Linked DNA regions of Homo sapiens: region 2 is linked to region 1. A link is an interaction called in ENCODE POLR2A ChIA-PET data of the cell type or tissue named here. Cell type or tissue: PC-9. All regions are shown on one strand. Links, peaks and the distances in the headings refer to the core of each region. The heading gives the core; the rest is flanking DNA.

The links. ChIA-PET counts read pairs that join two places held together with the same protein. Peaks named below come from ENCODE experiments on the same cell type or tissue, not always from the same donor. Only the 100,000 strongest peaks of a DNase experiment are listed, where the experiment ranks them.
Region 2: POLR2A ChIA-PET joins it to region 1 with 11 read pairs; 3 of 35 experiments call an interaction of 5 or more read pairs at or near these places.

What each region holds. Positions count from the first base shown.
Region 1 is chr2:190,934,483-190,951,406 of GRCh38, forward strand. All of the region lies in intron 14 of GLS (glutaminase), which reads left to right. Among named protein-coding and RNA genes, the nearest start is that of GLS, 62 kb to the left of the region's middle. In PC-9, for the core only: no CTCF peak of the experiment used is centred there; DNase peaks (open chromatin) are centred at 12,789 and 13,419; H3K27ac peaks cover 1,429 bases.
Region 2 is chr2:190,830,146-190,847,069 of GRCh38, forward strand. No RefSeq gene overlaps it. Among named protein-coding and RNA genes, the nearest start is that of GLS, 42 kb to the right of the region's middle. RefSeq lists an enhancer at 13,180-14,379. In PC-9, for the core only: no CTCF peak of the experiment used is centred there; a DNase peak (open chromatin) is centred at 8,556; H3K27ac peaks cover 5,099 bases.

The DNA.
Region 1 (16,924 bases), core at 6,119-14,118:
ATATCCTAACTGGATGCTTCTCAAGGCCTTACTGCATATTTGTGTTGCATATTTATGTTAGTTGCACCAGGGCCATTTGTAGTTTGGGCAACCGAATGCCTTAATTGGAAAAAAGGCATTGTGGTTTCCCCTATGATCTAAATTGTTACATTTTACCATTTCATTCCGAAGTTGGTTTTACTTTATTAAATGAAGATTTAGTTTTCATATCGTATACATAGCTGTATAGATTTCAAAATTAGGTTGTTAATTTGTGTCACTTACTATTTTTGTGTTGGTAATGCTTTAAATGCATACTTAAAAATGAAGTACTGTTATCTAAGCTACTGTGTTTAGAAAATGTTAAGAATGAGCAGAAATTTTTATAGAAAAGTATAAACGGAAGAAGAGATAAGATACTGCGAATAGGCCCTCAAACTTAAAAAAGAAAAAACTTTGCCAGTTTTAAGGACATATTTTGATTCTTTCAGTATTCTTAACACCTTTTTAAACAAAGTTCTTGATAGTACCCACTATTATTGGGTTTGTTTTATGCCATTATTGATTCTTGATATTCAAGCATTTACAATGTAGCATATTTGATTTTCTTTTTTCTTTCTTTTTTTGGCATCATTAACATTTCATTTGAAATGCATATTGTTCTTGAAGTACTTTGTTTTTAGCATAAATGTTGTGCATTTTATCTTAGTGTTTGGATGAAAACATTTGTGTTGTTTAGCTTTCATTTGCTTTGTATATTTAATAATGTACCTTTATTTTCCAGTATGCCTACATTTTGTATTGCACAATAAATTTATTTTAAGCTGATTTTATTGTTTTTTTTGTTTTGTTTTGTTTTGTTTTTATAAAAGCAACTTCAACATTTTAAGTACAAATACAGTTGGGATTTTAACTTAGAAAAAATTATTCTTTATGAAGATACTGTTAAAGTGTTTGCTATTCTGAAGCTGCCTCAAAGTAAACTAGAAATATTCAAAAGGGCTTTATTTGATTTTTTAAAATGCAATATAGCATTAGTGGTTTTTTTGGGAGGAGGACTTTTCTTATTGGTTGTACTAGAAGTATTTGAATAAAAACTTTTCTCTCAATTTTTTTGGTGGTTTTTCCATTTGGTAACTTTAAAAAAAGTGCAACCCTATTTGTAGGTTATTTCTGCTTTCTGAGGAGGAATATTGTTGTTATTCACTATGTAACTCTCATTTTATCTGTTGTTGCCTAAATAATAGGAAAAACATTGCTAAACCAAATGAAGAGTATCATCATATTGCTTTAGAATAAAACTGTTAATCTCAGTAGAATTTATATTAAACAGAATGACAGTGATACAGAAATTCACCTTAACTGGTTTCTGAGGGGATTACATTTTCAGAAGGAATTTTGTATATTTCCACAGCATGATCCAAATTATAGTACAAATTATAGAGGCTCCATGTATTGTAGGTCAAATATAGTACTTTACATTTTTATGTTTAATTAAATCTGCCATTCATATTCTGGAGATTCCTGAATATATTGTAGAAGTTTTAAAACTATTTGAAAGGGGAAATACTGTTGTTTACATGAATTTGTATTAATCTGTGGGATTTTTAAATGAAGTTCTTTTAGAATTAGTTAATAAGGAGTTCCAGTATAATGATATATTCAATATATGTAACAGTTTATGATTACTTGCTTTTAAAGATTTTTTTAAAAAATTTATTTGAAGTAAAGAGAGAGGAGACTTAAAATACCTGGTGATCTTGATCTGACAGTGTATATTTAATAGGCATATATTTATGTGGAAAGAACTGCTGAAATATACTGATATGTCAGCCTATATCCTGATAATTTATATATAATGTGTGGGTTGCATATGTTTGTGCATATGTATATACGTTTGTGCATACATATATATGATTTCCTTATCTATGTACCTTAATCTACCCATTCATATTCTGAAAATGATGAGCAGTTCTTTTCACATTGTGTACTATGTATAAATTATTCATTGATCTATTCCTGTTCCAAGCTTTGACACAAAAGAACCCCTAAAATTTTTGCTGCCCTAGAATTGGTAAAGTATAACATACTTTACTTCTTCAATTTGACTTTAAAGATTTGTGGTTTCTGTTACCATTCCCATTCACTACCAGGACTGCCAGGGTAAGAGAGTAACTAACAATATTGGGGGAACTCTGGAAAAGTGAAACCAAGAATATTAGATTTCATGTGGAATTTAAAGCACTTTCCAAAATGTATTATAAGGAAGGATTGTATTTTTTAAATTGTTTTTGACTTAAAAGAAGTAATGCACTTATATTGAGCAGTTTATGGAACAGTTTTATTTAGTTACTGTGGTACAGTTTTTAGTTTTAAGAATCTGTTTTACTATTCATCTGTAAAAAGTTTGGTTTTTCTCCTACATGGCCTTGAAAATGCTAGAAAGCATTTTTTAAAGGTATACGATCAGAATACTTAACGTGTGATTTCTTCTCAATTACTTCTCTACCATTTTATATTTAATGTTGTATTTGCATTGTGTAATAAAACCAAAACCAGATGTTGGAGATGTAGCATAAATGGAAATTTGTTACCATGCATGATGGCCTTATGCTCAGATTTTCATTTAGACTTACTGAGAATGGACTTTACCTTACTCGGTCTTTTCTCTGTCATGTAGTTCAAGGGCAAAATTATACATAAACATACACTCAAGTATATCCAAGTTCAACTATTTTTCTTTTATTTCAAATTGTAACAAAGTTAAAAACCTTTGTTTGTTAACATTGCTTAGAAATGGAAGGAATTTAATTAGAAATGGAAGGAATTTAATTGGGTTGGGGGAAGTTCTTTTATTTTATACCCCAACCTCCAGCTAGTAGTTTATTAATCTGAATACCATAAAATGCACATGACTTTGAGAAATTTAGAAAACTACTCTAAGAGGATCTGAGGCAATATTTATCCAACATGAAACAGCGGGCAAAATGTGATGTTTCGTAGAGTTCTTAACTTTTTAAATAGTAATAGAAAAGGTACTTATTTTTAAAATAGTATGTTAAGTAGACTGATTATAAATGCTTATTTAACAAAGTGATTCTGTTACTATGGTCTTAAAATGTTTTCTATTTTATGAACATAGGAGAGGAAGAGAATTTAAGTTGACTTTGTTTGCCATTTCTATTTTGTAGATTGTAGATCTACTTTAGTAATTTTTGTAAGTTGTAGCTAATAGAGATTTTTTAAATATGCCATGTATAGAAAACCTGTTTTCATAAAAAACTTTATAATGGCTTCCTGATCCATTAACCCTTAACCAAAATGAATAGGATACTAATTAGCACTTGGATTGCATTGCTTTTTTGGCGGAATCTGTGGGTTTTTTTTTTTTTTTTTGTAAATTTCATTCACCAGTAAATTACAGAATACTTATTATTGAAAACCATCATGTATTGCTTTAAAACAAAAGTTATAATCTTGCCCTCAAAAGGCAAGCGTTAGAAACAGGTGAGCTGGTGCCAACTGCTTCTGTCGGTTAATCTTGTAACATTTTTACTATACATTTAACTCTAAATCTCATTTACTAATTATGGAATTTTTTTAAAGAAAAATTATATACCACATCTCAATGGCAAAGAATAATTCATTGTATTTATTTTTAAGCCATATTTCAATATCTGAGGATATGATTTTTCTGTACATAGTATGATTAAAAATAATGGTATTTTTTCATTAGGTATTTACCTTGCTGAAACACTTTCAGGCCTTAAAACCACAGATAATTAAAATTATCTATTTGGAAGGCTTAGCTTTTGAAAGAAAAAATTCTTACCCAAAGTAGTTTTTAAATTTCTATTTTCATATTATGTTTCTGGTGATTTATGTTTATATAATGAAAATCTCCTCTGCACAGCAATTATATTTGGAATCCTGAGCTATAATTAAATTTATATTCTGTAAAACAGCCGAAGGCTTTCTTTTGTTTTTAAAACATAGTCCAACCTTTCTAGAATTTTGATGTACTTTTATTTACCATAATCTTATATATTTTTTAGAATCACAGATTTGAATTTGAAAGTAATCTTAAATGTTACCTGGTACAGACTCCCACCCCACTCAGCCCCCTTTTCCAGGTTTCCTAGCACTTTGCTTTTTCTATTAGCATATTTAGATTTTTTTCTCTTGAGGGGGTTGGTCTGTTTTGTGTTTTGTTAGGATGGACTTTCTGTTTGTAGATGTTTCTGTTTGTGGTTTAGTTTTAATGAGAGAAGCATAATTGGCAGTAGTTAATGTGACTATAAGTTATTTGGCAGATGGTACCATCAGCATTTATTAAAACTAATTGTATTTTTCTAGTAAGCAGTCTTATGTCCCAGTTGTTAAAAATTAGTAAAGTTAGAAGTAAATGTTAAAGTTACACAGTAGTTCTAAAAATAAAACATTACCCTGCAATCTTTGAAAGAAAACTGTAGCAGAAATGTAAATCTAAAAATAAATGTTACATCACTGGCTTTTTAAAATAAATTCCTTTGAGGTTAGATTAAATATATAAGTAAAACGATTTTAAATAAATAGAAGACTAGTCAAGTTCTAAACAAATGGTTTCTTAAGAAAAATTTGTTTTCTTTGCATGTTAGCTCTTGGAAAACATGCAAAATATCTAGCTACTTCCCTTGTTTATTTTAGACATTTGGATCTGTGAGTGGCCCCCAAGTTTCCTAATTTGTCTGTTTATTTACTCTGTCTATAGTACATGTTGTCTTCAGTATCAATCTCCATTTCATAGTTCTGGAGTTTTAATATTTATGAAGGACTGTGTGTATTGAGTTCTTGAAATATGTTAACTTTTGAAAGGCTTTGTTGACTTACAAAATGTTAAAACTTAAATATTGTTGCTCTCAAAATATTATAGTATTGGTTTCTTAATTCTGAAAATTTAAACTGCCTGAGTAGCTCTTCTCCCTACAAGTTTCAGTATAAACTCATTCAATATAAAGTCTGCTTGCTTTTATATTATGCATTCCAAAATAAAAATGATGAAATATTAGTATCAGTTACACAAATGTAACTACTCACATTTGAACCATTTTATTGTAAAATTCAACTTTCAATTATGATAATCAGTCTCTTGCTGAACTTTTTAGATCTAGATGAGAATTATAAATTTTTGTTATTTTATATGTGTTATATGTGTTTATATATGTTTTATATTGTGTTATTTCACAAATCATCACAAAAGGGCAATTTCAAAGATTCTTTTGAGAGGACAGCTTAAAGCTTAATCCTTAAGGCTTGACTTTCTTCTATTAAATGAGATTGATACCTAAAATCATGGTATAAATTATTAATTGAATTCCACCCAAGTTCTGTTGTTTTGTTCTTTCTCACAGTCATTCCAAATTAAAGATTTTAGTTGAAAAACTCAGAATATATTATCTAAATTTCAAATATTCTATTTTTTATTGTTTCATATTATAATTTATTTTGGGCCAAAATGAGGTAATTTAAAAAATTATATCAAAGTTACTCAGGAAATGGGTTTTCAGTTCCGTATCTTTATATATGTTCACTTCCAAATCTTTTGATGTTGACATTTGCCATTGTAGTTTAATTTTCTTTAAAAAGTTCGAAAGAAAACCACACATGAAATGTAAAAGTCCAAATTTCTCTTCTTCAGTATAATATAGCTTATTCTTTATTTATTATTTTACTTAGATCCTTGAAGTATATGCATCATTGATCCAGGTCTATGCACAAGATTTATAATGTAAATAAAGAATGAACTAAATAATACTGTTTGAGATGAATATTTGAATTGAGATGAATAAACGTTGCATCTAATGCACAATGAAACTTCATTGACATCTGATGAAATTACAGTACAAGTGATTTTGTTAACATTCTATGGTGACTAATACTATTAATCCTTTTTAATCATACCAATAAAATATTTCTGCCTTAATGTCTCTTTTTACTGGACTATGAAGAAACAATTCTGCTGTTAAAGGATAACCAAAAAAATAACTTCCACCTATCTGAATGCCCTTATTCTGGCAAATTAGCAGTTTTATTGTAGACGTACCCACTTTAAGTTGCTCTGCTTCTCTTCTAGAATTGCTTTTGTAATAAGTGTAAATTTGTAGTCAGATAACTCATTGCTTTTATGAAGTTGCTTTCCCACTTGTGTGACCTTAAGAAAGTGGCTGAAGTCCAGGATTCTTCTGGCTTCCTGGTTTCCATTTCAATATTTTCAATCCCTGTTTTACTTAGTTAGCAAACTTTTTTTTTTTTTTAATGCCTTCTAAATAGGAATTTTGTTCTCCTCATGTTGTTTTCTTCTCTTCATTTCTGGTACCCAACCAATATCCAAGATTAGATCCCTCTATATAAATGAAAATGTATAACCTTTAAAATTATTTTCTTTTGGTCTTTTTTTCTACCAAGTAAGAACTAAAAAAGATTACCATCCCCCTCAGCATTTCACTAGTTTTTGTTCAAACAGCACACAAACAGAATTATTTCAAGATATTTAGCTAATTAAATTTGATTGTGCAATTCAGATCTATATAAATTAACCTTAGCATTATTCCTGTGCTTTATTATTCACTGATAGGTTCTTATTCAACTAATGTTTATTTCTTGCCTAATATGTGCCAGAAACCGTGAAGTGTTTAGGATATGCAGTGAGTGGTTAATGAGACAAGTATGATCCAACTTGTGTTTGCAATTAAGCAGGGATACAGGTACTGAATAAATACTGAAAATAATTAAAATGGTAATAAGTGATTTGTTAATACTGATGCATGTAGATCTAATTCATTTTAAATGTTACAAAATAAGTTACAAAATGGTATATGCCATATGATGCTATTTTTGTACATCTATAATAAACTTTATGAGACACAAATATGCAATGTAGTTACTAATAAAACTATAAGAACATGAACACCAATCTTTAGATAAAGCTTACTGCCAGGAGGGAATGGAATGGATGCAGAGAGCATGGTTAGCTGTATCTTTAATGTTTCATTTCTTTAAAAAATATTTCAGCAAATATAATGATAATGATAGAAAAGTAAAAAAATGCTAGGAGAGGGTACAATAAGAACTTGTTTTGTCTGGGTGGTTAAATATGGTTGGTTTTCACTGGAAGGTAATACAGTGTGTAAGTTTTGAAGGAGTCAGAGGAAATATGGAATAGTGTTAATAGGCTAGTCTGACTTGAAGGCCCCAGAACAGGAAGGAGTTTAGCACATTTGAGAAGGGGAAAGAAGAAGGCAAATGCGCTGAAGAAGAGTGAGGTGAGGTGGATGGAGATTGGCTGTGGATGACTCCTAAGAGATGGGGCCATATTATGTAGAGTGGGCCTTCTCATATTTCGATGTACATCAGAATTGTTAGAGTGTCTTAATTTTAAAATACAGCTAGCTTCCTGGGGCCCATTCCTACAGTTGGATTCAAAAATCTAAATGTTTAATGTGCACCCCAGGTGCTTCTGCTGTAGGTTGTCCTCAGGACACAGTTTGGGAGACATTTCTGAAAGGTCTTATATGCTATATTAAGAATTTTGGACTTTATTCAGAGTTTAGTGTGAAACTTTGAAGACTTTTTTTTTTTTTTTTTTTTTTTTTTTTTTGAGACGGAGTCTTGCTCTGTCTCCCAGGCTGGAGTGCAGTGGAGTGATCTTGGCTCACTGCAAGCTCCGCCTCCCGGGTTCACACCATTCTCCTGCCTCAGCCTCCCGAGTAGCTGGGATTACAGGGGCCTGCCTCCACGCCTGGCTAATTTTTTGTATTTTTTAGTAGAGACGGGGTTTCACCATGTTAGCCAAGATGGTCTCGATCTCCTGACCTCGTGATCCGCCCGCCTCGGTCTCCCAAAATGCTGGGATTACAGGCGTGAGCCACCACACCCGGCTGAAACTTTGAAGACTTTAAAAAAGGGGAGAGAATGATTTGGTTTTTAAATACTGCTCTGCGGAGAATGGATTAAAGAGAGAGAAAGTTGAAGTTTTGGACTCGAGATGTGTTGGTGGCTTGGACTAGAGGTGAGAGAAATAGGTAAATAAGAGATGTGTTTAAGAAATAGGATTGGCAGCACTTGGTGATCGTTTTTGGTGGGTGAAAAGGAATGCGATATCAAGCTGACTACCAGGTTTTTAGTATGAGCAACAGGGCCAAAGCTGCTGCATTAACTAAGATGGAGAACACTGGAAAAGCAAACCTTGGGAGTATGGGAAGAAATTAGTTTAACTTTGGCTATTGTAACAATGAAGGATCTGTTTGATTGTGGATATCAGGAGGTTGATTGACAGTGCTTTAAACATATGGGGGTTATTTTTCTAATATAACAGAAAGTCTCAGGGACTATCAGGGAAACCAACCAGGGCTAGTGCCATTAGTAAGGTAAACTTCTGTTACACAAGCCTTAAGTGTGTTGATCTTAGAAATCACGCCTATCAACTTAGAGTTGCAAGGTGGCTGTTTCATCTTTAGCCTCACCTGTATGGCCAAAGTGGGAGAAAAAGAAAAGAGTGATATCTAAATCTAAAGAAAGAAGCTTTACTGGAAACTCACCTGACGCTCATTGACCAGACTAACTGCAAGGGAATCTGGGAAAGTGTTTTTAATTGGACACAATACTACCTTTAACAAATAGAGGTTCTGTTAGTATGGAAGGGGTGGGTAGTGGATAATGGTTAGACAACTATCAGTATGTAGAAGCTAGCTAATGTTTGAGATATTTGTGAGATATCTAAGTAGTGATGTTGAGTAAGCAGTCAGATTTAGGCCTAAAACTTAGAGCAGTGTAAGTTGGAGCTATAATTTTGTGAGTGGTCAGTATGAAGAGTAGTATTTGAAGCTGGGGTGGTGTGTGAGATTGCTTAAGGTGATAGTATAAAGTGATAAGGAAAGTGTATCAAAGACAGAACCCTAAGAAACCATCATTTTAAAGGTAAGATAGAGTAGGAGAGGCTTCCACTAGGGAAAGGTGGCCAGAGAAGAGAAAATCCAGCATAGTGCAATATCAGCAGTCAAGGAAAGAGTATTTTAAGGAGTTTGGAGCATTGAACTGTATGAAAGCATAGATAATTTAGTAAGATGAGGGTTTTATATTTACATGATGTCCTTTCTAAATTTTTTTTAGATAGAACAATTGCTTTATTTTTTAGTGTCTTAAAATATGCTTTTCTCCAGCAATTTTCTGTATTATATGTTGGAGGAGCCTGCTATGTAATTTGAATAATAAAGTGGCTATGAAAGTGCTTTGAAAAGTTACAGCATTAGAGAAACATACTGTTATTACACCTCTTCTGTGAGTATGCTCCATAAAGCACACATGTTGAACGTTTCACAATAGAAATGTGAAATAAACATTGAAGAATATAGGGAGTTAAGTAAGGCTCTGGAGACCAGTGAAAATGAGGGATTTCTTTTCTAACATTAAAGCAATTAGTAAAGATTGTGTTAGTATTGTGGGTTGGAATAACTATAGAAAACTCAAGTCCATGTGCCTGGCTTTGTTATAGTAGCAGGATTTGAGGCATGCTAAGAGAAATAGGACCTTAAACTCTGAATTGAAACCATAATTCTTCCTGTATGAATGCTAAAACCGTGTTGTTTCACAGCAGGAAGAGAACCTCATCTATTTTCAGGGACCTTGTTTGTATTTATTTATTTTTAATTTACACAAAATGGTGTCTTTGTAAGAATAGTTTGATTCCAATGGCCTGGATTTTTTTTTTTTGTTTAATATGTGTATTTGGTGATGAATGTCTTCTCTTCCTGTCTTAAATTCGCTTTTAAGTTCTTTGACTTTTGGGTTTTATGTACTTGTTTTTTAAATATAGCACTTTATCATTCCAGAAATGTGGAACCTTGTCCTCTATCCTAACACACTAATGTAATATTCACTAATGTTCATGAACTTTTACAAAAACTTGTTTGTATAATAGTGGGAGAAGACCAGAAAGATAGTGAATGAGAAACTTTGATAGTTGTCTGTGCAATACAGATATGCTTAAGGTCTGCAGTTTTGTTCTTTGGAGGAGTAGCTGTCTTTGTCTTTGCTCATTGCTATTTTTCTTCTCTTCTGCTTTCTGGCTTATTGATTAGGAGTGCTGTTTTTCAGACCACACAAAGATATATTGTTAGCTACTTTTATAATTGGATATATAAAGAGGGATGCTTATGACCTCATTGGTATCTTTTTAGACCATTCATTGGTGTTTACTGGAATAATATGCCACTGAGAAAAGAAGTTATTTATTTGCTGCCAGTAGCGTAACAGTCATATTTGCTTTTATTCACATTCACCCAACTCACATTTCATTTTTAAAGTTTTAAATGCAAAGAATAAAGGTAATAACTTTTTCTATTTGTCATTTGTGATATTATCAAATTGAATTATTTCTTTTGTTCTTTTATTTTCCCTTCATTTAAAAAACACCTTTGGGTAGCACCTCAATATAAAATTAATATCTCTGATTTTTCTATAAATTGTTTCTTTGTTGCTATTTTCTGATTTCCTATCACAACATATTTCTGTCTTGGTATTGTATTATTGAGGAAGTCCCAGGTTTTGTTAGGAAATTGCTTGACCCAGTAGATAGTAGTTGCAAGCACTGGCCCTGGCATCTTCCAGACTGGGTTTGAGCCCTTGTTCTTCCACTTACCAGCTCTGATACCTTGCTGAAGTTGTTTAAATGTTTCCTGTCCTTTAATAACAGAAATAACATTTGGAGCACTTAGCTGAGTCGAGAGAGTAGGTGCTTCATATTAACTATTTTGTTGTAAGTAATATATAATCTTTAATTTTTTGTCTTCATAGGTTGTCAGATTTTTTGACATGATTATGACTTTTTAGTTTACAAATGAGTGAAATTATTTCAGATTAAACTGGTCATTGAAAAATTTTGAGGCTAGGCATGGTGGCTCACACATGTAATCCCAGCACTTTGGGAGGGTGTCAGGAGGATTGCTTGAGCCCAGTAGTTTGAGACCAGCCTGGGCAACATAGTGAGACCCCGTCTCTACAAAAAAATAACAAAGAAATCATCCAGGTTTGGTGGCACATGCTTGTGGTCCCAGCTGTTCAGGAGGCTGAGTTGGGAGGATCAGTTGAGCTTGGGAGGTCAAGGCTGCAGTGAGCCATGATTGCAGCACGGCACTCCAGTCTAGGCAACAGAGCGAGAGCCTGTCTCAAAAAAAAAAAAGAAAAAAAAATTGAAAATTGTATGCTTTTAAGGGAGTTTATTACTTAGCAAAGTCAAGAACAGAATGCAGTTCTTGGAGGTACCATTTTGAGGTTGTATTTTTAAAGTGAAATTTCTGTAAAACAGAGCTTCTTTCCTTTATAGTAAAATTTGCTATTTGATTTATTCCTCTCTATTGAAATTACTATATGAGAACCTCCTGCATTTGTGTAAGTTTGGAAATATGGGCATGAATTTATTGAATTGCTATTCCTATAAAAGATTTTTTCCCCAACCCTCCGAATCATATCAGTTTGGATTAGTTTTGTCTATATATAGTATATTAATAACTGTGTCTCAGTAAATCTTTGGAAAGCTTAGGAATATGTGGCCTCATACTCAGACTGTCTAATTACAAAAGTAGTATAATTTTTTTTTACACATCCTTAAAAATATTAAATAAGCTCAGTAGTAAAGGAAAGAGGAAATATCTTCAATCACATACACAATACACAGGTTTACTTTTACCCTTGGGCAAGGTGATTAATTTACATATGATGGCAACTTAAAATTTTTCTTTAGCCACAGTATAATAGGTAGTATGCCTCAATTTGACCTTAAGAAAATATAAAAGCAGGCTGAAAGCTTATTTTCATTTAAAGACTATAATCTGCCAAGTTGGAGTGAAGCCTTTAAAACAAAATTGGATCTGGAGTCATGATGGTTTATTTAACAGTTGAAGAAAAGTATCTATTCCATGACAACAGATACTGTACTGAGCTGGAAATGAGAGCAGCTTATCTCAAACTAGAGGTGGTAGAAACAGAAGGATGTTTTTTCAGTTACCTGCTTTTTTTTTTCATTATAGCAGTTCCAAACAGGCTGAATTCATGTTTATATGAAGACAGAAACTAAAGATGAAAAACAGAGGAAATTTTGGTTTGGCAGTTGGTAATGGAGTTAGAAATTAAATAGTTGAAGTAAAGTGTAAAACCAGTGAACCAATTTTTCCTCCGTCTCTCCCTCCCTCCATCTTCTCCCTTTCTTCCTTTTCTCCCCTCCCGCTTTGGTCCCATCTAGGCTTCCTTCCAATATTGAGTAAAGAACTTTTATGGATTAGAGCTAAATTGATATTTAATCCGTTGGTTTCCTTCTGTGCTTTGGATAACAATCTGAGATCTATTAAGGACTCACATCATCATGGTCTAGTTGTACAGAATTGGGAATCCAGATACCTGAGTTCTACTCAAGCTCCATCACTAATTCATATGCTGTGTGACCTTGAGCCAGGGTCCTTAATCTCAGTGGTAGTAATAAATAAAATATATCTATCAACATATTTTATAACCAGCCTGTCAGGGATTTTTAAAAACAACTATAACTGTTTAAAATGTTGAATGTTTTAGGGTCATCCACTATATAAATACAGAGTAATGTGAGTATATAATTCTAATAATTGCTACTTACTCATAAGTACAGAATTATTAGGGCATTTACAGAAGTCACACAACTCAACCTTTAAACAAGCTCAAACTGAGTAGGATAATGATAGGATTAAAGACTTAGGAATGCCATGTTTTAGATGTGTAAAACTGATACACTCCCCACCTGCTTCTAGCTGTTTTGGAAAAAAGTGAGATTTGCTATGCCAAGCATGCCAGTGTTAAGTGAACTCATGTGAACTGTAACATTTTTTGTCCCACTGTTGTCATGACTTTGTACAAATAAACTAAGATAAGATTGTCTGGTTCGGGCAGATTCTGATAAAGAGACTTGATAAGAAAAATGCAGTAGTGCTGGAAAATCTACAAGATGAAGGGGAAACTGTTAACAGTTAATTTATAAATTTTAATGGCTCTCTGCCCAGGTGCAGTGTCTCTTTGCCATGGGGAGGTATACATTAAACATCAGAGCCCTTAATTTAATAGCTATTATTGCGGCTGTGTATAGTCTGTTTCTTTATAGTAAGGAATTATTTATCAAAACATAGCTTCCATGCCTCTGGCATTTACTGTTAACCCATTATTTTCTGGACTTTGGCCTCCTTGACAGGTATTTTAAAATCAATGTAACTCAAGTATCCAGTGGGGAAATAGGGGAATGAGCTTTGATCAATGGTTAGCACACCTACATCCTTTGCAAGTATTGGTGTGGAGGTGGATGACTGATCTTCTAGAGTGCCCCTCTCCTTCAGTTTGTTTGCTATGATAGGCATTCCAGAGGGTGTGTCAGCTTAGTTGGAAATACTCGTGGCGCTCTTTAACAGACCAGGAAGCAGACTGTCCCTAAATGAAATACTCCATCTGTTGTCTCAAAAGTGTTAAACTAGTTTCATTTTCTTTTGTGGCATTCTACCCACAGCTCATTTCATAATTTATGTAAACTTAAAAGTATAGGGGGCTGTTGATGCTAGAAAGAAGAGGAATTTGTGGTTTTGCTTTTAAATAGTGCCTGTGCATGGGCTGCCTCCTAGTGCTTTTCTGTTTTGGAGAGAATTACACTCACTTTGTGTTCAAGCACCTATCTTCTGGTTTGGACTAAATCCAGCTCCATAGCTAGCCTTTTGTTTTCATGGGAAGAATACCAAACTTCCATGTTAGTCTTTAATAATTTTGTTAAGGCGAGCTAGTGTTTTTCCCTTCTGATTAGTTACAAAGCCTTTGTACATTAAAGTTTCCTGATTTTTTTTTCTCATGCTTTTGAATAACAATATACTCTGAATAAACCAAGTATATTCTAAAATCTTCTATTTTGGGCCTTATTAATAAGAAATGGACTTTTAGAACGTTTGAAATGTTGAATAATGAAGTGACTAAGTGCTACACACATACTATAATAAAATCTCTTCAAACGAGCATGGTCTAAATTCAAAATTTTAAAGGGGAATGTGTAGTTCTTATATCCAGTCACTGAAACAGATGAGGCTTTATTGCTTAGAAGTACCAACATAGTTTTAAAAATAATAACTGGGTAATTAATATATTAATGGTATATACAGGGGAATTTGGATTTTTCTTAGTGGTGGGGGAAGTAAGACACACAAATGCTCCATGTGGTCATGTGTTATAGTGCCATAGTGCAGCAAAGGTAGACGGAGATTACTTTTGATTTAAGAGATTGGAGCAGAGTTCACAGGAATGGGTAAGAATAACATATCAGTGAGAAATGGGTGGGGAAAAATGATTTCAGGAGAATAGTATGCACTGTGGGAGGAAGCAGGAGGTAGATCCAGGGTTGTGGTGGGAGTGGAGGTATCTAATTGACTCTGTCCCTAGCACATGCTGTCACAGGGCACTGTGTGGGCAGCTGGCAATAAGCTACATAGATAATGAATGCTGGGCTGGGATGGCCTGGGGAAGACTGACAGCAAGGAAGGGACTTTCGGGCTAGTCTTTGAGGGAAGGGAAGGATTTGATTAGGAATCTGGGTGTTCTTAAGAGCATAGACACCAAGACAAAAACAAGGGCAGTAAGACCAATTTTGCTCTATTGAGGTTGAGAAGAAAAATTAAGTTAGCTGGACTGAAGAACCTTGAATACAAGGCTGAAGAACTTAAATGTTATCAGGAATGATTTTGGGTTTCTTGATACTCCGCTGCTTAGAAACCTGTAGTGATTAGAGCAATGTTTTGAGAATATGATTAGAAGTATGTGGAGAGGTTTTGGAGGGTGGAAGAAGGACCAGAAGCAGAGGCATCAGTTAATGATTGAATAAATCTTGTAATGATATTCAAAGATGTAAAAGTTAAGGTAGATGGGCTGGGCACAGGGGCTCACACCTGTAATCCCTACACTTTGGGAGGCTGAGGCAGGCAGATCGCTTGAGGTCGGGAGTTTGGGACCAGCCTGGCCAACCTAGTGAAACCCCGTCTCTACCAAAAACTACAAAAATTAGATTAGTGGTGGCACATGCCTGTAATCCCAGCTACTCCAGAGGCTGAGGTGGGAGAATCACTTGAACCCGAGAGGCGAAGGTTGTATGAGCCGAGATCTTGCCACTGCACTCCAGCCTGGGTGACAGAGCGAGACCTTGTCTCAAAAAAAATAAAATGCAGGGTTGGGGGCCGATAGAGGAATTAATTTTGCAATTTAATACCCAAAATTGAATATTTGATGCCTTGAGGGAGAATATTCACTTAGTCAATAGATATTTAATGAGCACCTATTATGTGTGATAGACACTGAGTTTACGGTGGGGAACAGAAAGACAAGTGGTCTCTGCCCACATGGAGCCTATATTTAATGAGAGAGACAAAAAACAAGTATATATAAAAATATATATACTTTATATATAGTTATATATAACAAATATAGTTAAAAAGGATATAGTTAACAATACAATATATATATATATATGAAGGGGAAAAGCAAGGTAAGGGATAAGGAGTGATGAAAAGAGGGGAGTGTTTTAGAGTCTTGAGAGAACATTTGAATGGAGACCTACCCAAAGGGAGGGGGAGAGGGAGCCTCCTGACAGCCTGGGGAAAGAGCATCTCTAGCAGCCAGTTGTAGGCCTTGAGTGCCTGAGACCAGCCAGATGTTCTGAATGGAGTAGAGCTGGAAAGGGAAGAGTGGTAGGAATGATATGTGCAGTGTAACCAGGAATAGAGCCTTTAGGGTCCTGAAAGCCATGGTAAAGAGTTTGATTTTCCTTTAGATATGATGGAAAGGCACGGGAGTTCCTTGATGTTTTTAAAAGATCCCTATGGCAGCAGAGGTGATAAGGTGGTGGTTCAGATGAGGCCTAAGGCAATAGTGATAGAGGTGGTGAGAAGTGATAGGATTCCAAACATATTTTGCAGGAAAGAGGATTTATTGATGAGCTAGATGTGGGCTGTGAGAGAAAGAATAGAATCAAGGACTACCCCCCATGGTCTGTATGGTGAATTTGTCTGAATTAGAAAAAGCTAATTCTGTCTCTGGCCAGAAGCAGAAGCACTTCTCAGCACCACTGGGTAAAGAAGCTCCCTTCCTCCCAGCACATGTACCTGGGTGCTAGGACACCTTGGTGGGAAGAGCGTGGGCTGGTAACCCGTGTTGGCCCTGTGGCCAGGCATCCTTGTGAAGGACTCAACCTGCATAAGTGAATGCAGCAGCACTGGATGACTCCTGAGTTTGTGGCCTGAGCAAGTGGGTGAATTGTAGTGTCATCCCCAAACTGGGGAGACTAGAAGAGGAGCTGACTGTGAGTGGCAGAAGACAGGGCAAAGCAAATTCCATTTTGGGTATAAGTCTGAGATGCCCATTAAAAGTCCTGGAAGCAATGTCAAGTAGGCAGATGGCTATGAACTGGAGCCAGGGTGAGAAGCCGGCAGGACTGTTGCTGTTTTTGAGTTTGAAGTGACTATCAAGTGGAGCTGTAGGACTGGAGCTTAGGAGAAAGATTTAGATTAAAGATGGGGAAGTCAGTGTGCCCAGAGGAATAGATGAATTCTTTGAGGGACATTATATTGAAAAACAAGAAGATTGGACTGCCTTGGGAGTAGTATTTGGCAGTGGAAAGTGGGTAATGAATCTGCAAAGCAGCAAACAGGAGGAAGATTAGGGTGATGGAGCAGCATGGAAGGCAAGTCGTGAGAGGGTGGAGGGTGCTGGGGGGATCTGAAGGAATCAGGGCTTAGGAAGCTGCTGGAGCTTTGGAGAGCGCTGTTTAGAGGTAACAATGAGTGTGAAGGTAATTTTCAGGGAATTAAAAATATACTTTCAGGAAATAAGCGCTGAAGGGAGAACAATAGGGTCAAGTGTTGCTTTT
Region 2 (16,924 bases), core at 4,745-12,744, 110 kb before region 1:
ATTTTTAGTAGAGACAGGGTTTCGCCATGTTGGCTGGGCTGGTCTCAAACTCCTGACCTCAGGTGATCCGCCTGCCTGGGCCTCCCAAAGCGCTGGGATTACAGGCGAAAATAAATTTTATTATGTACATTTAAGGTATACAATATGATGTTAAGGGCACCAATAAGGGAACATATAGATAGTAAGAACAACACTATAGTGAAGAAAATGAACATATTCATCTCACACAGTTACCTTTTTTTGTGGCAAGAACAGCTAAAATCTACTTATTTAGCATGAACCCCAAAGGCAGCACAAAAGTATGACCTATAGTCCTCATGCTATACATTCGAGCTCTAGACTTGTTCATCCTACATATTTGCTACTTTATATCCTCTGACCTACATCTCCCTAGTTCCTTCCCCTGTTATTTTGTTCTCTTTGTATATTTGTATTTATTTATTATTGGATTCCACATATAAGTGAGACCACGCAATATTTTTCTGTGTCTGATTACTTAGGATAATCTTCTCTAGATTCATTCACATTGTGGCAAATAATAAGATCTCATTCTTTATTGGGGCTAAAATATATATATATTTCATACATATATATAAAATATATATATACACACCCCCACACACACCACAGTTGCTGTTGCTCTATCCATTCATTCTTCAAGGGACACTTAGGTTGTTTCCATATCTTGACTGTTGTGAAAAATGCTGCAGCGAACACGGGGACTTGAACTCATTTATATACACTATAGGCTGGTGAGGCCTTGGGAAACTCAAGTTATGTGGCTAAAGAAATAGATTTTTTAAAATTTACACATTTGTCAACAAATTTAATATAATAATTTCCATATATCTTATAATTAATTGTAAAATGTTTTTATTTATAATACCAAAAAAGTTATCAAAGTTTATTAATCTTCCTGAGTTCTTCCATGTCTCTGTAACCTCCATCTCTGAGTCCTGACCTGGAACACAGGCTCTCAAAGGCTGGAACAGGTTGTAAAGAGATTATGATATTAAACAATGCCGGAATCAACACAGGAGCTAACCTTTAGCCCAGTCCAATTCTACTTGTATGGCCACAGATCTCCTTATTTTGAAATAAACAAAAAGCAGGAAGGATCCACCTTCTCCAATTTCCTCAATCGCTTCTCCCAGGGATGTTTAAGCTTCCATCATCTAAACTATACTTGGGGCCGGGAGTTTTGGCCACTACCCCCTACAGCCTGTGCCCTTACAAACGTGATGGCTTCAAGGCTGGGAGGGTGAATCCGGCTTCCACTGCCTGTGCTTGAAAAGAGTAACTTTTGTGAACAGTGCCAGAGACAAACTAGAATCTGATCCTGAGAACAACTGCTTTCCCTTGAGTAAAGAACACATGTCAGGGAAGAGAAGCACAGACTCTTAAAGAGGGGCCATCCAAAGAAACTGAGAAAACAAGAAGGACATGAGTTGGGCACCTGAAGATAGAAACGGGACAAAATGAAGGATGAAGAGTAGGGGGGAGGTGAAGGAGCAAAAAAAAAAAAAAAAAAAGAAGAAGAAGAAAGCCGGGCGCGGTGGCTCACACCTGTAATCCCAGCACTTTGGGAGGCCGAGGCGGGTGGATCACCAGGTCAGGAGAGCGAGACCATCCTGACCAACATGGTGAAACCCCGTCTCTACTAAAATACAAAAAATTAGCCAGGCGTGGTGGCAGGCGTCTGTAGTCCCAGCTACTCGGGAGGCTGAGGCAGGAGAATCGCTTGAACCCCGAAGGCGGAGGTTGCAGTGAGCCGAGATCGTGCCACTGCACTCCAGCCTGCCGACAGAGCGAGACTCTGTCTCAAAAAAAAAGAAAAAGAAAGAAAGAAAAACAAACAAACAAACAAAAAAACAGAAATCTAGGGACAAACAGGAAAATCTTCATGGTATACCAACACATCCATATTATTTCCACTTTCAAACCCAGCTGTTTGGAACTTCCTCCTTTTTTTTCCTCCTCCAATATTTAAGGAATAAGTCTCACGTGGTGGTTTTCAGTCTTCCTGAATTGTTTTTACTAGTTCTCTAAATTAGCTAAATGGCCTTAAGCAAATACTTATAATACACTTTTTATTATTAGAGAAGCAGTATATATGCTTGGAGGAAAATAATAAAATACTAATTAATAAAACAATTAAAATGTCTTATTCTTTCTGTCTAAGAGTACATACCTCTTAGGGTATTCTGACATATACTTGAAAGGCTAGCACAATCTGCCTTTTATGTTAGTGTCTTTTTAAAAAGACCAGTCCAGTTGTCCTATAGATTGGTCCACCTTCTGGGTTTGTCTGGTTGCTTTCACCTGGTATCATTTAACTTGTTTCCCTATTGCTTGAATCAACTGTAAAATAGAAGTCGTGTCTAAAACTGTGTATTCTTTAAAAAAAAAAAGTGTTTATTGAGATAAAATCTACATAACATAAAATTCAACATTTTAATTGTTAAAAGTGTATAATTCAGTGGTTTTTTGTGTATTCACGATGCTGTGTAACCATCACCACTGTCTAATTCCAGAATGCTTCCATCACAGCAAAAAGAAACCCTGGATCTCCCAATTCTTCCTTCTTCCATCCTTTGGCAATACTAATATACTTTCTGTTTGCATGGATGTACCTTGGTTTCTTTGCTTGACCCATACCTTACATGAACATTTCATATAAATGAAATCATATAATATGTGGTCTTTTGTGTTGGGCTTCTTTCGCTTAGCATGTTTTCAGGGTTTATTCAGTACTTTATTAGTTTTTATGGTTGAATAATTTTCCATTGTACCACATTGTGTTTATTCCTTCATCAGTTAAATACCAGCTACAAGGAGGAATCAGTGGAAGTTGGGTTGCCAACTTCCACTCTTTGACTATTATGAATAGTGCTGCAACAAATATTCCTGATTCCTGTACATGTTATTATTTGGACATAGGTTTTTATTTCTCTAGGATACATACCTAGGAGTGGAATTGTAAGGTCATATGAAAACTCTTTTTGAGAGTTCTGCCAAATTGTTCTGCACAGTAGCTGCCTTATTTTACATTCCCACCAGCCATGCATGAGGGTTCCAATTTCTCCACATCCTTACCCAGACCTGTTATTTTTCTTTTTTAAATTGTTTCTCCATATCCTCACCCATACTTGTTTTTTTTAAAATTATATTCATTCTAGTGAGTATGAAATGGTATCTCATTGTGATTTTGATTTGCATTTCCCTAATGACAAAAGATGTTGAACATATTCTTGTGTGCTTATTGGCTATTTGTGTATCTTCTTTGGAGAAATGTCTATTCAAGCCCTTTGCCCATTTTTAAATTGAGCCACTTCTTTACATATTCTGAATGCAAGGTTTTATCAGGTATATGATTTGCAAACATTTTCTCTCATTCTGTAAGTTTTCTTTTCACTTTCTTTATAGTGACCTTTCATGCAAAAAAAAATTTTTTTTTTTTTTTTTGAGACGGAGTCTTCCTTTTTCGCCCAGGCCGGAGTGCAGTGGCGCGATCTCGGCTCACTGCAAGCTCCGCCTCCCAGGTTCACGCCATTCTCCTGCCTCAGCCTCCCGAGTAGCTGGGACTACAGGCACCTGCCACCACGCCCGGCTAATTTTTTGTATTTTTAGTAGAGACGGGGTTTCACCATGTTAGCCAGGATGGTCTCGATCTCCTGACCTCATGATCTGCCCGCCTCAGCCTCCCAAAGTGCTGGAATTACAGGCGTGAGCCACTGCGCCCGGCAAAAAAATTTTTTATGAAGACCAGTTTATCTATTTATTTCTTTGGTTGCTTGTGCTTTGGGTGGTGTCATATTTAAGAAACCATTGCTTAATCCAAAGTCATGAAGATTTACACCTATGCTTCCTTCTAAAAGTTTTATAGTTTTGGCTCTTATATTTAAGTCTTTGATCTACTTTGAGTTAATGTCCGTATGTGGTGTCAGGAAGAGGTTCAAGTTCTTTTTTCTGCATGGGGGTATCCATTTGTTCCAGCACCGTTTGTCAAACTTTCTGTATTCTAATTAGATATTTCTGACCACATTACATCATAGGTGATGTTAGACACTCCACTTTGAATCCCATCAGAAGATATTACCTTGGTGAACCACCTTTAGAAATAACTGTTTATTCAGTGTCATGACCATTAGATCCCCCCATTGTTCAGTGATATTTTCCTTTGTGATTAGAAAGTAATTTATGTGGTGTTAATCTGGTGCCAAAAGATTGTCGAGTTATTAATTAACTATTTTCCTAATGGCTTTAACAAGTAATTTTACTACTTGTTTTCATCACCAAGTAATCATCTGGTTTCTGTTCTGTAAAATGAAGGATTAGATAAGATTATCTCAAACTTCACTTTTAGCTTTATATTACTTTATTATCTTAGTCTCTATGTTGGGTTTATTTGCAATGAGCTATATTTTTTTCTACAGTAACAAAATGAGATGGTTACTTCAAATGACTAAGGCAGTGGACATTTATCTCCAGGAAGAGGTGGCAATCTCTTAGTGAATGATATTTTAAGGAAACGTAATTTGTTTTCTCTTTTCCTTCCTTTCTTTCTTTCTTTATTTTCTCTTTCTTTCTCTTCTTCTTCCTCCTTCCTTCCTTCCTTCTTCCCTTCCTCTCTCCCTCCCTTCCTCCCTCCATCCCTCTCTGTCTCTTTCTCCCTTCCCTTCCTTTTTCTTTCTTTCTTTCTTTCTTTCTTTCTTTCTTTCTTTCTTTCTTTCTTTCTTTCTTTCTTTCTTTTTCTTTCTTTCTGCTGCTCCTCGTGGAGCAGGGCTAACTCACAGGCAGTGTGCCCAAAGTTGGCTGAGACATACTATTCTTTCTCCCATGTTTGTTTTGTCCTTTTATTATTTTACTGTGGCTACTCAAGAGGCTGATATGATAACAGCCTCAGTCACTGAGTTTCATATTTTAAGGCAATGACACTAAACATTAGTGACACCAAATCCAACCTCTGGAGAAATGTGAGTAGCTGAGATGATAGATGATAGATAGATAGATAGATAGATAGATAGATAGATAGATAGATAGATAGTGATAGAAATTTCCTGAATCCTTGGGAATGTTTTGAGTAAAGAAGACTGGAAAAGACCAAGGAGAGACAAAAATGACCATTTGTAAGTATCTTGATGTCTCAGATCTACATCTAAGAAAACAGACCTAGTCTTTGTTGAATAAAGAAATAAGATGGGGTGGAATTTAAAGGCAGGCAGATATCAGATCAATATAAAGAAGCTCTCTCTAAAATCCAGTCTGTCTGGACTAGAACAGGCTGCTGTACTGTGAGGCAGACAGCTACTACTCCTGGAAGGGTCCCAACAGAGCCTGGTGAGCCACCATTCAGGAATGCTAGGGCCAGACTTCTGCATCAGGCCAGAAGTGGGCAAAATAACATCTTCTCCCTCTTCATTCATATTATTAAACTCTAACTCTCATTTTACCTCCTCAACATTTCACACATTTATCCACTATCATTTTTAGCTCCACTGCCTAGGGCTAAAATCTCCTACCAATTTTCTACATGAACTTGATGCTCAAGGCAAATTTTACTAGTCACTCGTCCTGCTTCCCCTATCATTGTAAATTATTTCCCAACGCTCAGCTCGAAATCTTTTCCTAAGGGAAGTGTTTTTCTAGTCCAACCCAGCAGAGTCCTTGACTACCTCAACTGAACAAAATGATACCTTGTGGCTACTTCCATTATGCACTTATCACTCTCTATTGTAATTTTTTGCTTACACATCTGGCTCCCCTACTAGATGATAACCTCCTCCAGGGCAAGGAGCATGCCTTAACTTTGTATCACCAGAACCTGGAAGAGTATTTCCTATAATAGTTGCTCAAAAAATATTTGGTGAATAAATGAATCAATTTATGAATCATTGAGATTCTATAATTCTATTCAGTTCTTATAATCATATGACAGCTTTGGGGGTGAGAATGGAGTGTTTGGCGACTGACGACAGTATTTTTGTATCTAAAGTAGTACTTCTCAGCTTTCAATTTGCTATGATCTTCATCTGTCCCCTTGAGAGGATGAGTTTGCTATGGATGACTAAAAAGAAGTATTGACTACTGACTACAACAGTAAAGAGAAAAGTAAAACGTTATTGCAATGAGCTTTTGGCTCTCACAATGCCCTATCTGAAGACTTAGTTAATACTGATGAAAAGAGGAGACATAGGGAAGTGGAAAGGATATCATTTGATTATTGGAGGGGAGGAAGAAGAGAGAAGTAGTGGAGAACATGGGTATGAGAATGTAAACATCAGAAGACAGAATGGATGAGTCATATATAAACGGCATTATACATATCTTGATATATATATCATATATAATGATATATATATCATGCCATCACAAAATAACATCATATATATATACATATATACACATAGACCTATATATGTATGATGTTTGTGATGCACTGATAAGAGAGTCATGCTTAGAGGACCCTAGGAGTTATCAATCTGTGGTCAAGAAGAGAGCACCAAGAGCCTCCTGGGAGGTTTTATGGCATCCTAGCAGATGAAGATCAGCCTACAGATGTGCTGAAGAAGGATGCTCAGCCGTTGACACTAGGCCTTTTCTCCCTGCTGAAATAAGCAGCACCTTTTCATGCCATGACAAGTAATTTTTGGCTCTCTTGGCTATGGCCATCCTGAAGGAAATTTGGGAATTAGGCAAAATTTAACATGTATCTATATCGTCTTTTTACAGCCTCTGCTGCCATCTCTAGTTCTCTAATTTCCCCATTGCCCCTTAATTTTCCCCATTACCCCAACCCTCTCTGCAGCTGTGGCACCCCATCAAGGCATCCTGGCATTCCATTCTCTGGGACTTATTCTCGCCTAACCCTCCCTAGTAGCCATGACACCATGTTTATTCTCTCTGGAAAATATGCTTGACCAGTCTGAGAAAAATTGTTAGTGACTGACAATGGCTGTGATTCCTAGTGGGTTATTCTTCCTACATTTGCATTCCGCCAGGGATTTTCAATGGCTTAATCAAAAGGTAGAGAAAATATTAAATACAAAAAAAGGGAAACCATTTGAAAAGGTAACCCAAACTTCACCTTCTTTTAAAAGAGGTCTCGACCTTAAGAAGCTTTGAGATTCTTAAGATATAGATTTCATATTTCATTAAAATAAACAGAACATGTAGTTCTAGAGATTTTTGTTTTACTCTAATGATTTTGATAGCAGTTGTTATTTGGGGAGGAGTATATTTGTCAAAGCAACTAATCATCTTTGTATTTAAAAAAAAATCCCAGAATGTAATGGGAATTTGGAAATCTGCCCAGTGTGCTTTCTGAGAAATAGACAGTGATTGTTGGCATCTCTTTTTTTTGTGCCTCTTCCTAACACTCCCTCACAGGGGCACACCCTGCCCATTGTCAGGGTGAATCTAAAGACACATTGTTGTCTCATACTTTAATGAGACAGAAATGTATTGTCTCCAAACTACACTGAAAGAAAATCAAATGGGGCAACCACTGAAAGAAAATTAAATGGCAAAACCACAAGTTTTAACTGCTGCTCTATGAACCTACTCTTCAGGAATGTAATACTGGTTTTCAATGGTGCCTGGAAATTTTTTCCTCTGGGTTGAGAAAGGAAAAAAAGGAAAGGATGAGGAAGACAGAAAAGGAGGAAGAAAAAAAATGAGGGAAGGAATATTCCAACTCCTTACTGCTAAGCAGTAATGTTGAGATATCAACATTTTGAAATGAAACCTTCTTAGAATATTTATTTTTTCCAAATTTGGCCCAGGGCCTTGACTGGCAGTACTTGTGCACTTTATTACTCATATACATTTTAAATAATTATGTACAATTTTCCATATTTCATTCTATCCCTCTATCTCCATGTTGGGGCATCTGAAACAACTATTTCAGGCATTTGGTTTTCTGGTCTCTAAGGAAAGATATCTCCAATTCTGTTTTTGCTCTTGCCTACATTCTTTTGACATTATTATAAAAGCAGACACGATAATGAGCTTTGACGGGATGAGCTGCTGAAATGGCTTAGGATTCAGGATTCAGCATGCTATGGCCCACAAACCAAAACCAGACTGCTGTCTGCTTCTTAGTTTCATTGAAGCATAGCCATGCCCATTCATTTATTTGTTGCCTATGGCTGCTTCTGTGCTATACTGACAAAGTTGACAGGGACTGTACGGTATACAAAGCCTAAAATTGTGACAACTACTGTATGGCCTGAAAAGCCTAAATTCTTACTATCTGAGTATTTTCAGTTTGCACAAGAATATAAACCAAATATGTCAACTATGCACACCATTTAATTCAGCTGACACGATTTTTGCAGCAAGACTTTGTTGATGAGGGAAGAAGTGTACAGATTGACATTCTGGTGCAAGCTCTTTGTCTCTCTGGATCAGCACTTTTAGTAGCACTGATTTAAGTGACTCTATAAAACTTTTACTTTGAGGAAAATACTTACTTGATAACATTTCTAGGCTGTGTGACTCATAGATGTGGTTAGAGCTATCAGACTTTGCTATTTCATAAAGTTGCCCCCAAACTTTGTGACTCAAAACAAATTGCAGTTTGGCATTTTGGACTGGGCTCAGCTTGGTGGTTTGGCTTTGTACAGGCTAAGATGATCTTACAGCTGGACTTGTTCATGTATCCGTGGGCAGCTGGTGGGTTAGCTAGGGCTGGTTAGTCTAGGACTGTTCAACTATTGCAGCTTTCTGCCCCTCTCGGTCTCCCTTGATGCCCAAGATATGTTGGGCAGGAGTCTGAGATCAGAAGGAATGAAAGCTCTGAGGTCTCTTGACACCTGGATTCAAAACACACGCAACCATAAAAAATGACGAGTTCATGTCTTTTGTAGGGACATGGATGAAGCTGGAAACCATCATTCTCAGCAAACTATCACAAGGACAAAAAACCAAACACCGCATGTTCCCACTCATAGGTGGGAATTGAACAATGAGAACACATGGACACAGGAAGGGGAACATCACACACCGGGCCTGTTGTGGGGTGGGGGGAGGGGGAGGGATAGCATTAGGAGATATACCTAATGTTAAATGACGAGTTAATGGGTGCAGCACACTGACATGGCACATGTATACATATGTAACAAACCTGCATGTTGTGCACATGTACCGTAAAACTTAAAGTATAATAAAAAAATAAAATAAAAAACACACAAACTATCACTTCCATCACATTCTTGGCCCAAGCAAGTTTCAAGAGCAGCCCACCTGATCTTGGGGGTGGGGAAATAGACTCCACTTCTTGCTGGAAGGAGCTGCAAAGTATTGCAGCCATTTTTGCAATCAACCACAGGAAGGGAGAAGGGAGAAAGAAGATGACCGCTTCTCTTCAGTCCTTTCTTTTCCAAACTTTGGTCGAATTTCACTATTCTAGCGCCTATCATAATACTCCCCAACTGGCCTGATCCAATTTCAGAGTTTTATGTAACTTCTAGGAAAGACTCTGACATCAAAAACAATAAATTTGAATTATAGTAAAAGCAACAGAAATTATAGTAATTATAGTAAGAATTATAGAAAGAGCAATAGAAACAGAGCTGAAGTCTAGGAGTCCAGGTCCCTCTGCTGCAGAATTTAGGTTTTATAATATGTGAGATTATAGCATTGTAAATTTTGTGCTAAACATTTCAATAGTTGTATCGCCTTCAGCAGTTTGGCAGTGCTTATTGATCCATATAGGCTCTAATATAGCACAAAACTTTAATGAGATAAATGTAAAATGCTAAATACTAAATAACACACCTTAGGAGATTCTGAGCATTTCCTACTCCTATCACCTGGGTGACACAGTTTGTTTAATGTATATGACTACATGTTTGGTATATTTGTTTCTGTGGCAATACATATGTGGATATGTTATTATTCTCACAAACCTCTATTTGGGAGGTAAGAAAGAATGGATGAAGGTCAGAGACTGCATAACTTACCAATGATCACTTTTCATACCTGCAAATTTCTCTTAAGGTCTGTGCATTTTTTCAGAGAAATTAGCTTTCCAGAGGGTGTATTATTTCACCCCATCTTATCCTTAAAGTGATCTGAAATGTTAGATGTGCTTTTGCTATGAAGTTTCAGAAAAAAAGACAATAGAAATAATGACTAACACAGAGATCAATTATTGACAAGAATATGTATAGATGAATTTAGACACAGAATTATTCTTGAGTGGCCTTAATGTAAAACCCTACTTAACATATCCTTGTTGAAAACTTTGATTCACATTTTACTCCATGATTCAGGCTCTGACCTTAGAACTTAGAACCTGCACACAAATCCTATCTTTCGTGCTTCCTGAAGCCCTCAGGTGCTATGTAACCCAGAAGTCCTAGCTTTTCCAGCCTAGAAGTCACACTTGGCTTTAGGATTTTGACAATAGTCCAAACTTAACTTCAGGTAGTCCAATTTTTACCAGGATCTACTTCCCAAGTATTTCAGGAAATTCCCAGGAAGGGCTCCCTTGTTTGATAAAGGCACAATGACTTGCCACCTCAGCCCATCAGCTGATTCGGGACTGCTGCTCTGTTCTGAGGGTCAGATTTCATTACTGCCAGACACTGGAACGGCCTTTCATACCACTTCACCCCCATGGAGGTCAAAGGCATTCAAATCCCCACAGTGGTAGCTAAGATCAGGCTGTATTCCTTAACAAGACTTCCCTGAAGGGTTGGTAGGTAACAGAAGGGAACTTCCCTGATAGTTTAAAACCTTATGCCAGATATAGTAGTTCTCAGAGTCCACAAGCCAAGGACCCTCCACAGCAGTCCTCAGTTGGATGTCTCTCACTTTGGCTGCCAGCCAGCCAACATGTTACAGGGCTGGCTCACTTCTTCCACTGAGCGCTTTCTTGAGCACATTGTCCTTTCCCAGAACGGAGGCCCTAATGCCCAAGGCCAAGACAGAAGAAATTACTTCTCCTTGTCCCATTTCCAACCCAAGACTAACTTTTCCAGTGATAGAACATCCAAGGGATAAGAAATAAGCTTCACAGGGCAGGGGCTTTTTGTGTTTGTCACTGACATACTCCAAGTGACTAAAATAGTGCCTGAGCCTAGAAGGACTTCAATAATAATTGAGCAATTGAATAAAATGGTTTATTTTTCTAAAACAAACTAATAAAGACTGAGTAGGTGTTTAGTTACATAATTCAGAACAACATCAGAAAAGCTTGGTCCAACATGGGAATTTGCAAACCCAGTCCACTCCCTTTAGGGTCTCTTCTCCAGCATAATATAAATGCATACCTCCATATCGCTTCTGCCCAAGTGGCTCTCCACTCCTTACCTCCTCTTTCTGAAGGCTCACCCAGGATGACACAAAAGCACCACTCAAGAATAGTTTCAGACACAATGAAATTTAACTCCTTGTTCAGAAAAGAAACATTCTCCTAAAGGACACAATCCACAGAAATATATCTCCATCCTCAATGGAGACAAATTTTCATAGTTTAACTCCTCAAAGTCTTAATTGTCTGAATTCCAAATTGGGTCCTGCTCAATTTCTCTTAAGTGTCCAACACAGTGATTATTTTTCGAAATAGTAATTTTCTCAAAAACTAAACCATAAACTCTACATTTAGAGACACGAAAACACTCTTCTCACTTCAAATTGGCAGTTTTCCCTCCTCATGGGCATCAAAGTTTCCAAAAATATCTCGGGGCCCAATTTCAGCAGAGCACCAACTTTCTAGCATATGTTGCTCAGTCACTGTCTAGATTCTAGAATGTAAGCCAAACCTTTGTGATGGGTGGAAAATTCCCTCTAGTCTGAATCAGCAGAGCTTCTCTCTCTGCCTCCACCCCCTTGTCACTCAAGGACATTGCAATGATCTACATTTGCTCTTTCTGGGTATTCGTACTGTGTGTAGACCTTTGCTGCTTAATCAGCTTTCAACCAATAGATTCATGTCAGTGAACTGACAGGTCAACCCAAAGGAGGAGAGAATGTACCTTGTTTCACGAAAGATCATCTTTTCTTCTTGCATACCGGTTATCTATTATTATTTGCCTACAAAAATAATTATTGCTCTTCTTCACGATCCTCCAACTGTTCTGATCTGTGGTAACTATGAAAATGCACCTTTCAGATTTCTGCCTGTGGGCACCCTTGGCTGCTGTGCTCTGAAATCATCATTGTATTTGAGCCAAATTCGTGCTTCCTACAGGCTGCTTTTAGCCAATGACTGAGCAATATAGGGATACTAAGGCAGACCTGCTTCTGAGAGTCACAGAGCTCCTCTGATAGGCAACTTTGACTCTAAGATTTCCCAATATTTGCCAAACTTTCTTAGAGCTAAACTGAAGTCTAGGGTGATTCTCCCAATTCTCTTCCTTTTTTTCACTCATCCAACCAGGTCAGGCCTGGGTTGTGCAGTCTGACGGTTCTCCTGGCCTTCATTTTCTACCCCCTACCTACCTTATTTTTCTCTCACAGACATTGCCCCTAACAAACCTCTTTTTCCTCTATCCTATCTTGAAGCCTGACTCTTGGAGGACCCAAGTCAACACCAATGGTACTGATGTTGAGAAATGGGCTGAGAAAACAGGTGACAAAGTAGGAATTTGGGACTGGCTCACTCACCACCTGGCAGGTGAAGGGTTGTCATCCTGGTTGGCAGGCAGGGCACAGATAGTATTTGGCACAAGGTGGTAGTGGCTCAGTGGCTCAAGACTTCACTCATGATGACCTGGAAAAATATCCTGGTGAAGTAAAATGCTGTAGCAAATATGATGATGCAGGCATTTAAAATGCATGGGGAGGGTGGATGGTGCCTACAAATAAACATTTTTAGGATTATTAGTCAGAAGCAGAGATAATACTGATATCTAGAGATTCAAAGCATGGTTATGGTCCCCTCCACCTCCACTAGTGTGGTGGTCTACAGGGCCAGGTAATAAACGAGTTGGCTAAAATTTCACCCACTGGATTCAGGAATCGACTCAGTGGTCATTTCCCAAGTTCCTGAGAATATCATTGGAATTGGCTTAGCATTTGGAATAACTCCCACATTCGGTCCTTGGGCTATCATAGGGGAAGAGGTTAAGTGGAAACCTCTGAAACTGTCCCCAAACCCTAGCCAAGATAATAAATTAAAAAAACAGTATCGCCAGGCACAGTGTCCCATGCCTGTAATCCCAGCAGTTTGGGAGGCCGAGGCAGGCGGATCACCTGAGGTCGGGAGTTCAAGACCAGCCTGACCAACATGGAGAAACCTCTTCTCTACTAAAAATACAAAAATTAGCCAGGCGTGGTGGCACGTGCCTGTAATCCCAGGTACTCAGGAGGCTGAGGCAGGAGAACTGCTTGAACCCGGGAGGCAGAGGTTGCAGTGAGCTGAGATGGCGCCACTGCACACCAGCCTGGGTGACAGAACGAGACTCTGTCTCAAAACAAACAAACAAGCAAGCAAACAAACAAACAAATACTATCATATCCCATGAGATGGTAGAAATGATTGCTACAATTAAAAACTTAAATGATGCAGGAGTAGTAATCACTCCATTTCTGTTTAACTCACCAATGTGGTCCGTGCAGAAACCAGCTGGGTCCTGGAGAATAACTGTGTACTATTACAGACTTAATCAAGTAGTAAACCTGATGATTATAGTTACTGTGCCAGATGTGATACTGTGCTAAGCAGATTAATAAAACTTCAGGTACCTAGTTTTTAGCCATTGATTTGGACAACATATTCTTTTCCATTCCAATTAGGAAAGAAGATCAGAAAAGGTTTGAATTCAGATGAAATAGACAATAATATTGATCTCCGATTTTGTCTTGGGGCTATGGTAACACTCTTACCCTTTGCCATAATTTTGTCTGAAAAGGTCTGAATCACCTATGAGTCCCTCAGAACACCACCCTGATTCATCACATCAATAAAATCATGATGACTGGACAAAAGAGGAAGAGGTGGCCAGTATGCTAGAAGCCTTGGTTAGATACATGCTCCAAAGGGTGGAAGATGAACTCTACAAAGACTCAGGACCTGCTAGTACAGTGAAATATTTAGGAGTCCACTGGCCATTACCTCCAAAGTAAAAGACAAATTGCTGAATCTGTGAACAAACATGGGAGGGGGCATGAAGTGTGAAGATTTTTTGTATTGTCCCTTAATGTTCAGCAAATAGCAACTACCATGAAAAAAGTACTCAACAGATAAGTAGACAAAATGACTCACCCAGTTGATTTTAGTCATCCCAGAACTGACACAGTGGGTACGTGAATGAAGTAGCCCCAGTGGCAGGCATGGAGGCTATATATATATGGGCCCAACAGCATGGTCTACCACATACTGAGACAGACATAGCTACTGCTGTCTCTGAGTGGCCAGCTTGTCAGAACCAAAATCAGTGCTAAGCCCCCAATAACATACTTCTGACCTGTTTTCTCCTTGCCTTCTGTGAAGTATCTGTCACACCCTTTATGAGATGGGAGTGGAACAGAGGTGAGCTCATGGAAAGGTACCTACTCTTGTGACTCCTCTACCGGCTGTCTCAAGTTACCAGACAAATGGATGATTCAACATGCTGGTGGGAAAAGAAAAATACCAATTTTTCCATTCAAGGTTAGTTACTTCAAGAAAAAGAAATGACATAAAATGTGGAGATTGTCCATGAGAAAAGTGAAAAAATTAAAATAATAGACCATTAAAAGAATCCTAACCCGCAGGGGGAAAAAAAAACTAATAAAAAGATCAGATCAGTTTCTTCCAAAAAAAAAAGGCTAAATGAGACTGGTAATATAAAGAACAATGCTATACAAGGAAAGGCAATTTTCAAAAAGTAAGAAGGTATCACAGAAGCACATGTGTTAAATGTATCAACTAAAATTTAGACATGTCAAAAAAAAACTCAAGAAGTATACTTGAGTATCTTGAGGGACTCAAAAATGAATACTAGAAGACTCTAAAATCACTAAATGGTAGAGTCCAGTTGAAATATAATAAGCCCAAATTTAATGTCTTGCTTTAGGAGGATCAGGGGATTCCCAAGCCACATTTTGCTTCTGCAAAAACAAATTAGAGGAATTAGATCAAATTGTGATCATGCTTAGGTCATCTACAACGAATTAGCTAACCATTTATAGAACGACTCCTTAGAAACAGATATTTTTCCAATATTTCGCCACTTTTATTAATATTAAAGTTCTTACCAAAGGCCATAGCTACTCCTTATGGTGCCTTTGTAAGAAATAGAAAAAGATGTTCCCTTGGGAATTTCAGCTTCCACTCTCCCTTGTGAAGGGGCAACCTTATTCCACTCACATACCCACTCAGCAAATAAAACTACCACCTACCCCACATAGAAAACTGAGACCAAGAGTGGCAAACTCCTTCAGCTTCTGTCTTCCCCTTTGATTTACCTCTATCTTTGCGTGTTTTCTGCTGTGTGATTCTTTCCACACATACCCCATCCTCCTCTCCTTTTCTATCCTCCAGGTTCCAGCCATACCCCATTTACACGCTCACCCCTTTAGTCCTGCACTTTCTATGTTTTGTCTTCCTCAGCCTTCAAGGAGACATAAGTCTCCTTACTTTAAAAACACAAAAGTTTTCCCTCCACAAACTTGTTGAAAAAGCACTGCTCCTCTTTATCCTCCCTTGCTCACCTGTCATTTACTCCTCCACGCTCTGCACTATTGTATTACATCTCACCCCTCGATTCAAAGACACAAAAAGGTCACTTTGACTCACTAAATCACAATAATTTCTGTTTCTATCCTTGACATCTCTGCATCATTTGACTCTATTGACCTTCTTTCTTTAAACTTCCCCTGGCTTTTTGGAGAGTTCTACCTCTCTGACTTCTCTTTCTCAGCTTATTATTCTGTCTTTTATTGATTTTTTAAAAGGGCAGGGGAGCGGCGCAGTCTCATCTCTTTCTAAGGTTTAATGATGGCATCTACTGTGGAATAAAAGATCATTGAAAACTTGTACACACTTAATGTTGGTAGAAAATATATTTTATTTTATCGGGGGAAATCCTGTCTAAATAACATTTTAGACTTCTTAGAGAACAAAAAAAACTAAATGTCTTGCTAAGCATAGCAATAGATATAATGTTTTTGGAAGTGTTTGATAGGATTCTGTACTAAAAACAATTTAATAAAACAGAAATCACCACGAAAAATACTTAATGGATAAAAACTGCCCTAAAAACACTAACCATAAGGTCATAGGCTAAATGGTGCTTGCATGTGTAGTCAGTGAACTGAACAAGCACTAACATGTGCAATGTAATCAGAAAAACAACTTTCTTTTTTCTCTTCCCTCACTAACTTAAATTTATTCAGTGGGTCTTGCTTTCCCCTTCCTCTCTGTAGAAACTTGACTTTTCTTCTTACCCTTATATACTAAGAGTTCACTTTGTTGGTTCACTTTAAGATTCTCCCTTGACTTGAGATAAAAGTGGAGGTGATACTCCCTTCACAGTGAGTTCGAGATTCTGTGAAGTGGGTGTCCCCTTTTAAAAAATATATCACTTCTACAAATGCCTAGTAAAAACACCCTTTCATGCCATTGATGTGAGTAAGGACTCTAAGAGTACTGTAACTTTTACTAGTATCACTCTAAAATTCATAAATTCACAATTTTCTTGGGTACCCGTTACGTTTCACATTAGGACATCAGCCAAAACTTCCACTTGAACATTCCATTACGCTTGAATGAAGAGGTTTAAACAGCGAGGCATATCAGAGATTGGCTCTAAAGCATCCTTATGAAACAGGTTGGTAAATGATTCACAGGTGAACATATGCGTGAAATCTCCAAAGTGGCATATGACACGAAACTTCCAGTTAGTAAAATGCCAAGTCAATAGAATAAACTGCAGGAAGATTTCACCAGGCTGGGTGAGTGGGCAGAAGAGTGGCAGATGAGTGTTCAAGG